Linked DNA regions of Mus musculus: region 1 is linked to region 2. A link is a contact called in ENCODE Hi-C or POLR2A ChIA-PET data. All regions are on one chromosome and are shown on one strand. Each heading gives the region's core, a stretch centred on a gene start or an enhancer-like site at or near the end of the contact. The rest is flanking DNA. Distances are from core to core; before and after follow the strand shown.

Region 1 (5,093 bases), core at 1,526-4,025, 1.8 Mb after region 2:
ACATACTTCCAAACCTAGCATTTTGGGGGTGCGGCAGGAAGATTAAAAAGTTCAGGGCTAGCCTTAACTACGTGGAGTACTAGAGGTAAGCCTGGTCTACAAGAGCCCATCTGAACCTAACCCAAACTTAAGTTAGTAAGATACTCTGTGTGTGTGTGTAAGAGAGAGCCAGAGACAGACATAGACTAGAGATTGAGAATAGAGCTGTATTTTACTTTTGAACAAGGTTTTCACTAAATTTCCCAGGCTGACCTTGAATTCACTCTGTAGTTCAGTTACACATAGAATTTGTGATCCTCTTGCCTCAGACTCTTGAATACTGGGGCTACAGGCCTGTGACACTAGGTTGGGCTTAGGCATCAAGTTTCTAAATGTTAGAAAAATTAGTTGTAAGCATTTCCTCCATTAATCAAGAGACAGAATGAGGGCTGGAGAGATGGTTTAGTAGTTATGAGCACTGATTGCTCTTCCAAAGGTCCTGAGTTCAAATCCCAGCAACCACATGGTGGCTCACAACCATCTGTAATGAGATCTGATGCCCTCTTCTGGGGTGTCTGAAGACAGCCTACAGTGTACTTACATAAAATAAATAAATAAATCTTTTTTAAAAAAAAAGAGAGACAGGATGAAACTGAAATTTGATTTTAGTGTAAACTGACTGCTGTAATATATATACAGACAAGCTTGAAATGACATGAAGTTGTAATGTGGTCAAGTAGTGATTTCCATTTTTCCCCCCTTTGAGGTAGGGTCTCAACATGTAGCCTTGGCTGTCTTTGTACTAACCAGGCTGGCCTCTAACTCAGAGAGATCCCCTGCTTCTGCCTCCTACGTGCTGAGACTAAAGGTGTGCACCAGTAGATTGGGCTTAGTGATTCTATCTTAATACTAGTCTGATGCAACCCAAAGGAAGATCAATGTTATGACAGTATTACAAGCCTGACTGAAAGAGCTGTGTGATGCAACTTCTATAGCAAGGATGGAGTTGACTGAGTCACTAATCTTTGAGGAATGAGAAAGGAAAAAAATTCCTGAACACTGATTCATAGGCTCAACATTTTAGTGACTGTGCGTGTGATGTTTTAGTAGTATTTGCACAGTGTACTTATGAAGCTCAGAATACATTTAATAGGAATACTGGAGTCATTTCCTGCCTGTAATAAATGGCCCAAGTAGCCTTCATAAGCATGTCTATAAGGACTTGGGGTGCAGAGATGGTGGACCTGAGAGTTCAAGGCCAGCCTGGTGGACATGTTGAGCTCCAGGCCTGGAGACAGATGTCAGTTGTGTAGCATGCATAGATGCAAGTCCCATGGTAGTACATGCCTATGCCTGAAGTTCTCAGCACTTGGGAGGTATAGATAGAAGAAACAGAAGTTCAAAGTCATTTGCTACACAGTTTGAAGACTGGGGGTGCATGAAATTTGTCTTTAAACAACAAAAAAGGGTGGTGGTGGTGGGAATCAATAGTATAAATTATGGAGTAAAATCAACCGGGTTATTAACTATATTCTCAGCACTTATCAATCGACCATTCTAGCTATTTAATCGCTCTTGGTCTCAATGGTCTCTTCTGGAAAATGGGAAAAATGTACCAAGACTTGAATATGAATAAATGACACATGGAAAACACATAGGAGGATCAGTAGTTATAGACCAGCTTGGGCCTGTGTACAATGCCTCTCAAAATACATAAAACAAAACAATGAAGTACATAATAAGCTCAAGTAGTAACTTGTTTTGTTTGTCCCCCAACATACTATTATAAAAGAGTAAAGCATCAGCAAGACTTTTTTGTCTGCTAAACGTCTTTAGCATTATCAGCCCTATTCCAAGAGTCGAATAGGGTGGTGTCAAGAAGGAAGAGGGAAAGAGGAAGGACTTATAAATAATAACCAGTGTCATAAATGGAAATGCTATGCTAGAACAGGTTAGCGAACAATAAGGCGCTACGAGAGAGAGAGAGAGAGAGAGAGAGAGAGAGAGAGAGAAGAAAAGATACATCTCATGGTGGAAAGTGCTCGTTTGACCATAGTACTGAATCTCCGCGGCGGAGAAAGGGAATAGGTTACAATTGGCCAGGCCAATCCTGGGACTTAACCCCGGCAAAGGGAAGATTCGAAAGGCCTGGAAAGACACATACGGCTAGCCTTGGGGTGAAGGAGAAACACGGTTAGCTGAGAAGCACCAGGATTCTCAGCGAGGCAGAATCCAGATCAGGCCCCAGCTCGAGACGTGCAGGCCGGGCGAGTAACAGGGCCTGGACTCTGGGACATCCGAGAACGTGTGGAGGCTGGGGAGGGCGATCACAGCTGAGGCCGGGCAGCTCAGGACGCGGGGAATCGAGGAGGAGAAAGGCCGCGTACTTCTTCAGAGTGAGAGACAGAAAAGGAGACCCCGAGGGAACTGACACGCAGACCCCACTCCAGTCCCCGGGGGCCTGGCGTGAGGGGAGGACCTGAACGGTTACCGGCGGAAACGGTCTCGGGGTGAGAGGTCACCCGAAGGACAGGCAGCTGCTGAACCAATAGGACCAGCGCTCAGGGCGGATGCTGCCTCTCATTGGTGGCCGTTAAGAATGACCAGTAGCCAATGAGTCAGCCCGGGGGGCGTAGCAATGACGTGAGTTGCGGAGGAGGCCGCTTCGAATCGGCAGCAGCCAGCTTGGTGGCATGGACCAATCAGCGGCCTCCAACGAGTAGCGACTTCACCAATCGGAGGCCTCCACGACGGGGCTGTGGGGAGGGTATATAAGGCGAGTCGGCGACGGCGCGCTCGATACTGGCCGAGACAACACTGACCTGGACACTTGGGCTTCTGCGTGTGTGTGAGGTAAGCGCCGCGGCCTGCTGCTAGGCCTGCTCCGAGTCTGCTTCGTGTCTCCTCCTGACCCCGAGGCCCCTGTCGCCCTCAGACCAGAACCGTCGTCGCGTTTCGGGGCCACAGCCTGTTGCTGGACTCCTAAGACTCCTGCCTGACTGCTGAGCGACTGGTCCTCAGCGCCGGCATGATGAAGTTCACTGTGGTGGCGGCGGCGTTGCTGCTGCTGGGCGCGGTGCGGGCCGAGGAGGAGGACAAGAAGGAGGATGTGGGCACGGTGGTCGGCATCGACTTGGGGACCACCTATTCCTGGTAAGTGGTATCCGTCGAAGGAGGAGGGGGTGGGGAGGAGTGGGGCGTGGCCTCCGGGGCCAGCGTGAGAAAGTGAGGTGCTGATTCCTTTTCTGTGGGGTTTCCCCGTCAGCGTCGGTGTGTTCAAGAACGGCCGCGTGGAGATCATAGCCAACGATCAGGGCAACCGCATCACGCCGTCGTATGTGGCCTTCACTCCTGAAGGGGAGCGTCTGATTGGCGATGCGGCCAAGAACCAACTCACGTCCAACCCCGAGAACACGGTCTTCGATGCCAAGCGCCTCATCGGACGCACTTGGAATGACCCTTCGGTGCAGCAGGACATCAAGTTCTTGCCATTCAAGGTCGGACCCGTTTTTTTTTTCTCATGCTAATGGGGCGGCTGGGGTGATAGGAGTATTTAGGGGTTGCCACTTGGCCAAAAACACTGTTCAAAGGACTTAAAAGAATGTGTTCGGAATTTATGTAACGGTTTTACATCTAGTCGTTTTTAGTGTGTTATAAAACATGACACACTGTTAACAATGTCTAGAAGTTGAAACAGACTAAAACTGTCGATCTATCTACAATACAGCTGTGCTCAGTTTTAGTTGTGATTTCCCCCTAAGGGACAGAGATGAATCAAGCTATGGGAGGGAGGAAATGGATTTTTTTTTTTAAATCGTTTGTGGTGTCATTGTTTCCTCTTCGGAAAAATTACCTTTAAATTACTTTATGCCATAGGTGGTTGAAAAGAAAACTAAACCGTACATTCAAGTTGATATTGGAGGTGGGCAAACCAAGACATTTGCCCCAGAAGAAATTTCTGCCATGGTTCTCACTAAAATGAAGGAGACTGCTGAGGCGTATTTGGGAAAGAAGGTGAATAACGTGTGAAACAGTGTTGAGTGTTTGATTGCTGTTGCTCCCCCTCGATGACTTGTGTAGGGAAGCCTTCATGGTTTGAAACCTTTCAATTTTTTTTTAAAGATTTATTTATTATTATACATAATTTCACTGTAGCTGACTTCAGACACACCAGAAGAGAGTGTCAGATCTCATTATGGGTGGTTGTGAGCCACCATGTGGTTGCTGGGATTTGAACTCAGGACCTTCGGAAGAGCAGTCAGTGCCCTTACCTGCCGAGCCATCTCACCAGCCCCAGAAACCTTTCAATCTTAACTTTTAGTGATTTAGTGTTTTGTGGGAGGTCAAGGTATATGCTAGTCAGCCTTTATGAGTTACCACTGCTTAATTCTAATGACAAAAGCGTATGATATAGCAGTAAACTGACTTAGAAACTGTTGTGGCTTGACTAGTTGATAAGAGTGACAGAAGTGAGAACACCATGTACTTCAATCATCTTTAAGTATGATTGCACGGTTGTCCTTCTAGGTTACCCATGCAGTTGTTACTGTACCAGCTTACTTCAATGATGCCCAGCGACAAGCAACCAAAGATGCTGGCACTATTGCTGGACTGAATGTCATGAGGATCATCAATGAGCCGTAAGTATGGGACTCAGAGCTCTACCATATTCCCAAGTGGGGGGGAAATATGAACCCCTGACCAAGCTTTCTTCCCTCCTCTTCATCCTCACAGTACAGCAGCTGCTATTGCATATGGCCTGGATAAGAGAGAGGGAGAGAAGAACATCCTTGTGTTTGACCTGGGTGGCGGCACCTTCGATGTGTCTCTTCTCACCATTGACAATGGTGTCTTTGAAGTGGTGGCCACTAATGGAGATACTCACCTGGGTGGGGAAGACTTTGATCAGCGGGTCATGGAACACTTCATCAAGTTGTACAAAAAGAAAACTGGTAAAGATGTTAGGAAAGACAACAGAGCTGTGCAGAAACTCCGGCGTGAGGTAGAAAAGGCTAAGAGAGCCTTGTCTTCTCAGCATCAAGCAAGGATTGAAATTGAGTCCTTCTTCGAAGGAGAAGACTTCTCAGAGACCCTTACTCGGGCCAAATTTGAAG
Region 2 (5,109 bases), core at 1,153-3,652:
AATGGAGAAAATAAGGGAAAAGCCCATAGATGTAAGGAGCTGGAAGGGGCCACAGCCACAGTGACTGAGGTCCAGCAGGGAAAGAAACCATCAGGTAGTGCCACACACGCATCCTGCGAGGAAGGGCACTCCCAGGGCTGGGAAGGCAGAGTTACCCAGGGTGCAAAAGGGGAGCCGAGGAGCCCGAGAGAATACGCTGAGCCTTACCAGACACATCTGGTACTCCAGGCGTTTTCGAGCCTCCTCACTGGGTTTCCGCTTCCGAAAGAAGAGGGGCATCCTCCGGTGTGAGCTCTTCTGGACCCTAGAGGACGGCAGAGAGATCAGCGCCTGGGAACTTGCACTGCGTCCGACCTGCAGACAGGCAGCTCAGCAGTGCAGCAGCTGTCTGCAAGACTGTGCGTTCCATGTGGGCCGGGCTGTCTACCTCATCCAGCTGGGCCCTGAGCCCACACGACAGAGCCCAACACTTTGTTTTACTGACAAAGCAAAGCCTAGAGTAGAAAGAACAGAACACGCCAAGTACTCTGGGCTCGACCTACTTTGCCACTGCCCCTCTGCGGCGCCGGCATCACCCTCCCAGTGCTAAGCGTTTCCCCCACCAAGGGAAGATTCCCCCAGGTGCCTTCCAAGGATGTTCTCTGAAGACTCTGGACAGACTCAGCTGATGAGTCACTTCCAGCTCTGGAAATTGTCAGGATGGAACCATCAAGACCAAACTGGAGGTAGCCGTGACTTGGGGGAACTCAACTATATCAATACTAGAGAGATCTATGAGTTAAGCAAAAATCAAAATGCAATCTTCAGGCACCTTAGCAGGCTTCCAGCTACTGCTCATTTGGTTCTCCTTACAGCCCCGTGGAGAATCCGATGCTGAGTAAGGTCATTCATCTGGTGATATGACCTGGGTTGTAGAAACACCAGGCTGGGACACTTGCCTTTCAAGTCCTGATCCTGTGCCGCTTGCACGGCTCCTTGGACCTCCCAGTTTAGCCAAGTTAATCATTGTGTCCTGAATTCAGTAGCTGGCTGCCCATAGCTGGCTGCAACTTCCAGTGCTGTCTAAGGGCCAGCAATAGGAAGGACATAATCATTTGGAGGAAGTGTGTAACTCACGGCATGGGCTCTGACACCTAAGACATTAGCTGTGTCACTTTGTGTCACTGGTCGGAGCCGGTTTCCTCATTTGTAATATGGAGCAATGTTGCCAATGCTGGCCTCTGTGGGGTCAGTGACTTCATGTATGTCAGGTCTATGCCATAGACTCTGCCACAGGGTACCACACACATGACAAATGCACTCAGGTACTATTACAGTTGCTAAGGAGAAGAGGGCTGGAGGAGCCTTGCAGTAGAGGACACATGTGGTCCTGAGGGATTTCAGGTCTCCATTTGTGGGCGTGGGCTGTCAGAGGAGGTTGCTGGGCCTGCAGGGCCTGCTCAGGACTCTCCGCACTCAATTGCAGCACTCCTGAGAGACAGCTCCCTCCATCCCTATCTGATGGCCACGACTTAAATCCCTTACAGATGGCTCACTAATGACTAGCCTCCCTCGCCCCCATCCTCCAGATCTACATTTCCAAATACCTTCTTCAATGACTATCTCTGCCAATTCCCCCTCCCTCACCGTTCTCAGCAGGGCTCGTTCAGTTCTGGTTTGAACTTTCCTGATGGTCCAGCTTGGCTGGGAAGAACCACACCCATCCTTCCCTGGCAGGGCTGGCCAGCGGCTAACCTGGCTCTGTGGATGGGGAGGTCCTCCACCGATGTTCCGATTCTTGGGTGGACCTCAAGGTAGGCCAGTCACTCCGAAGACTTGGCCACAGATACAAACCATTGGCCCCCAAAAGCTGAGCTGGTGTCCGGTCTCCTTCAAACATAGAAGTGAGCACCGAAACTTTAAATTTCAGAAAGACACGCAACTCAGGATGACAAAGTCTCGAGATTCTAGAAACCAAGGAATTGCAGAATTAAAGACTCGTGATTAGACTCGAATAGTTTGTTTCTGTAACTAACATGCACATACCGCAAACAGGTTAGGAGGGTACTAGGGTGGCACTGGTACTAGGGTCGCTCAAGTCAGGTGCAGATCCCTTAGGGGAGGGGCGGGGCCCTGGGCTGGGTCCCAGGGGCTCCAGAGTCACCGTCAAGAGAAGGGAACGTGGACCAGGAACCAGGACCTCTGGTGCAGCCCTACTCTGTTGCCCAGGCAAGGTGCTCCGAACATTTACCCCTTCCGAATCCCGAGCTCACCCACAGACCAAGCTCTGCAGTCCTCTGCCGCAGACGCCTGCCCATAAGAAACAGGGCGACCAGGGTGTCGCCCAGAGACTGGGTGGGGCCAGCGGTTCTCGCGAGAGCTGAGCTTTTCCGCCTATATCCGGCGTGGGCGGAGCAGGATCCGTCTTTTCGGCTTTCGGCTCGGAGGAGGCAACGGTGCAACTTTCTTCGGTCGTCCCGAATCCGGGTTCATCCGACACCAGCCGCCTCCACCATGCCGCCCAAGTTCGACCCCAACGAGGTCAAAGTCGGTGCGTGCCCTCGCCGCGCCCGGGTGCTGTCCCGGGGCCTGGCGGGTCTCCCTTGGGCCTTGGCTGCCACGTGTGTAAGAGGGGAGGGAGCCCGACGCTCTGGCGGCCCGTGCGCCTTAGGGTAAGGCCTGGCCCGGGACATCTGAAGCCCGACGGCAGCGCGCAGGGCGGCCTGCGCCGCAGAGGTTCTGATTTTGCTTTTTCTTCAGTGTACCTGAGGTGCACCGGAGGCGAGGTCGGCGCCACATCCGCCTTGGCCCCGAAGATCGGTCCTCTGGGTCTGGTAAGTCGTCGCTCCCGAGCCGTAGACCTCTAACGTGCATGCTGTTTGGCCTGTAGATGTGTTCTGTCCCCGTGGAGGGCAGAAGAGGCCACCATGTCCCTGGTGCAGGCCGGGATGTGGGTGCTGGGACTTGGGACGCAAAGGAAAACTGAGATAACACGTGCACGGAGGCTCGTGCCACAGCCCGGTTGAGGCAGCCATTGGACTTGCTTAAATCCACTAGCCTCCGTGGGTAACGCACGGGAACCTAGTGTTTAAAGCTCCGAGGGTTCCCCATTGCAGCAGAAAGTGTTTTGCTTTGTTAGCCCTTACTGCAGAGTTGTCTTAGTGAAGAAGGATGTGGAGCCATTGTGGGCAGGCTCCTGTGGGACGGTGAGGAGGGCTGGCGGTGAGCTTGAAGGTCCTGGCTTCAACTTTGGGCACATGGTAACGAATGCTATTATTTCTACAGTCTCCGAAGAAAGTTGGCGATGACATTGCCAAGGCTACCGGTGACTGGAAGGGTCTCAGAATTACAGTGAAACTGACCATCCAGAACAGACAGGCCCAGGTATTTACATTGCTTGCTGTGGGGGGTTGAGGGAAGGGTTGAGATAGCAGCCCTCAGGAATCATGGGTCTTGGCAAAGATTTCCCTGTCCCGGTGAATCGGATTTTATCCTTGTGGGAGGGCTATACGACAGGGTTCACTGTAAGTCAGTAGTAGGTGCCAGGGTGCAGGAGTCCGCCATGCTAGGGATTCAACTCTGGAGGTGAGGCCAGCAGGAAGCACCTTAGCTAGCCGAGCTGTTTTTTCGGGGCCCTTTAGCGTGTCTGGTGGTGGTTGGTTTTCTGGGCTGTGTTCACATCAAGTCTCTTTGCAGATCGAGGTGGTGCCTTCTGCCTCAGCCCTGATCATCAAAGCCCTCAAGGAGCCACCGAGAGACAGGAAGAAGCAGAAGAACAGTGAGTCGGCCCCACTCCCTGGGTTTCCGCTGCAGTGTGCTACTCAGCTGTGTCGACCCCTTTCTTGGGACCTAGGGGTGGAATGAGATCACAGTAGGCGTCTGTTGTCTGTTCCCTTTCCTGGGTGCAGAAATGAAACAGTGCCTCAGGGGTTTAACTTTATCTGTTTCCATCCCTAAAATCGTGTTAGGGCTGCTGGTGAGGACTTGCTTGTGCCCCAGCCACCCGCCACTGCACCTGACCAGTATTGTTGGCTGGTGCAATCCAGTGGTGAGCTGACAGTGAGCCCCAGCTTTTAGGAAACAGGGCTGTCCTACATGTGGATGGCTCTGTGCCGAAAGCATGGGAACAGCCCAGCGATAGGTAAAATGGAGCCATGATCTCAGAAGACAGGGGAAGCTGTAAAAGGCCCTGTACTTGCTTTCTGCAGTTAAACACAGTGGGAACATTACTTTTGATGAGATTGTCAACATTGCCCGGCAGATGAGACACCGGTCTTTGGCTAGAGAACTTTCTGGTAAGAGCACGCTATTTTCCCTGAGTGGTGGCTGCCACTTTGCTGTTGAAGGTTCAAGATTTGGATTTTCCCATGGATCCATATTTTTTCCCTGTGTTCCTGCAATGGAACCCTGGAATTCTTTCCCCTGTGACTGAGGCCACCATTCTTACTGTAGGAACTATCAAGGAGATCCTGGGTACTGCACAGTCTGTGGGCTGCAATGTGGATGGCCGCCACCCTCATGACATCATAGATGACATCAACAGTGGTGCAGTGGAGTGCCCAGCTGTAAGTGACTGTTATATAAGGGGGAAGCAGTTAGGCTGGGGGAAAGCTGGACTTTTGTTGCTTTACTTTTGGTGTTTTACTGGGGCATTGTTAACTTATATTCCCTGTTGTGATTGACAATATTTCTTTTCCCACAGAGTTAAGAAGCAACAAGAAAATATTCCAATAAAAGACTATCTGATAACCAGTGAATGGGCTTGGCTGCTTTTTGGGGCCAGGGGAGGGTTTTGGGAGGTTCAGTATGGCTGTGGTAGCAGGATCTAGAAAGCACTGATTCAAAGTCCTGGGGTAGTACAGCCTAGAAGGAAAGGCACTTCTGTGGGCGTGGCTGGGAGGTTCAGAGCTATGAGTCTTAAGTCAGATGGATGATACACTAAAGCTTGCTCTGGATCCTCCCCATCCTGGAGGTACAGTGGGATCTCTGGCATAGCAATTGCATTAATCCTTAACATTTTCCATAAGTCTGGGGAATGTGGTTTTGGTAGATATCTACAATTAACAAAAGCTACTAAGTACAGCAGGGCATATTGAAAGAGCAGCGTAAACCTGGACCAATGGCAGTAGC

Evidence for each region. A loop is a pair of places that touch in the nucleus more often than their neighbours do. ChIA-PET counts read pairs that join two places held with the same protein, here RNA polymerase II (POLR2A).
Region 1: a map of T-helper 17 cell shows a loop between it and region 2 (4-fold over the local background). The contact joins the promoter of Hspa5 here to the promoter of Rpl12 in region 2. A Hi-C loop is called at or near these places in 1 of 37 maps with a recorded cell type or tissue (T-helper 17 cell). POLR2A ChIA-PET finds 5 or more read pairs at or near these places in 1 of 5 experiments (embryonic stem cell).

The regions. Positions count from the first base shown.
Region 1 is chr2:34,769,315-34,774,407 of GRCm38, forward strand. It overlaps Hspa5 (heat shock protein 5), which reads left to right and starts at 2,776. Exons shown (of 9, transcript NM_001163434.1): 1 at 2,776-2,832; 2 at 2,915-3,132; 3 at 3,245-3,476; 4 at 3,856-3,993; 5 at 4,507-4,619; 6 at 4,714-5,093. The coding sequence starts at 3,008.
Region 2 is chr2:32,959,310-32,964,418 of GRCm38, forward strand. Rpl12 (ribosomal protein L12) reads left to right here and starts at 2,403. Exons shown (of 7, transcript NM_009076.3): 1 at 2,403-2,530; 2 at 2,740-2,813; 3 at 3,265-3,363; 4 at 3,676-3,757; 5 at 4,188-4,274; 6 at 4,432-4,544; 7 at 4,682-4,736. The coding sequence starts at 2,494. The coding sequence ends at 4,687. It overlaps Lrsam1 (leucine rich repeat and sterile alpha motif containing 1), which reads right to left and starts at 2,332. Exons shown (of 26, transcript NM_199302.3): 1 at 2,253-2,332; 2 at 1,735-1,946; 3 at 208-304. The coding sequence starts at 279. Snora65 (small nucleolar RNA, H/ACA box 65) reads left to right here and starts at 3,992; the gene lies at 3,992-4,109.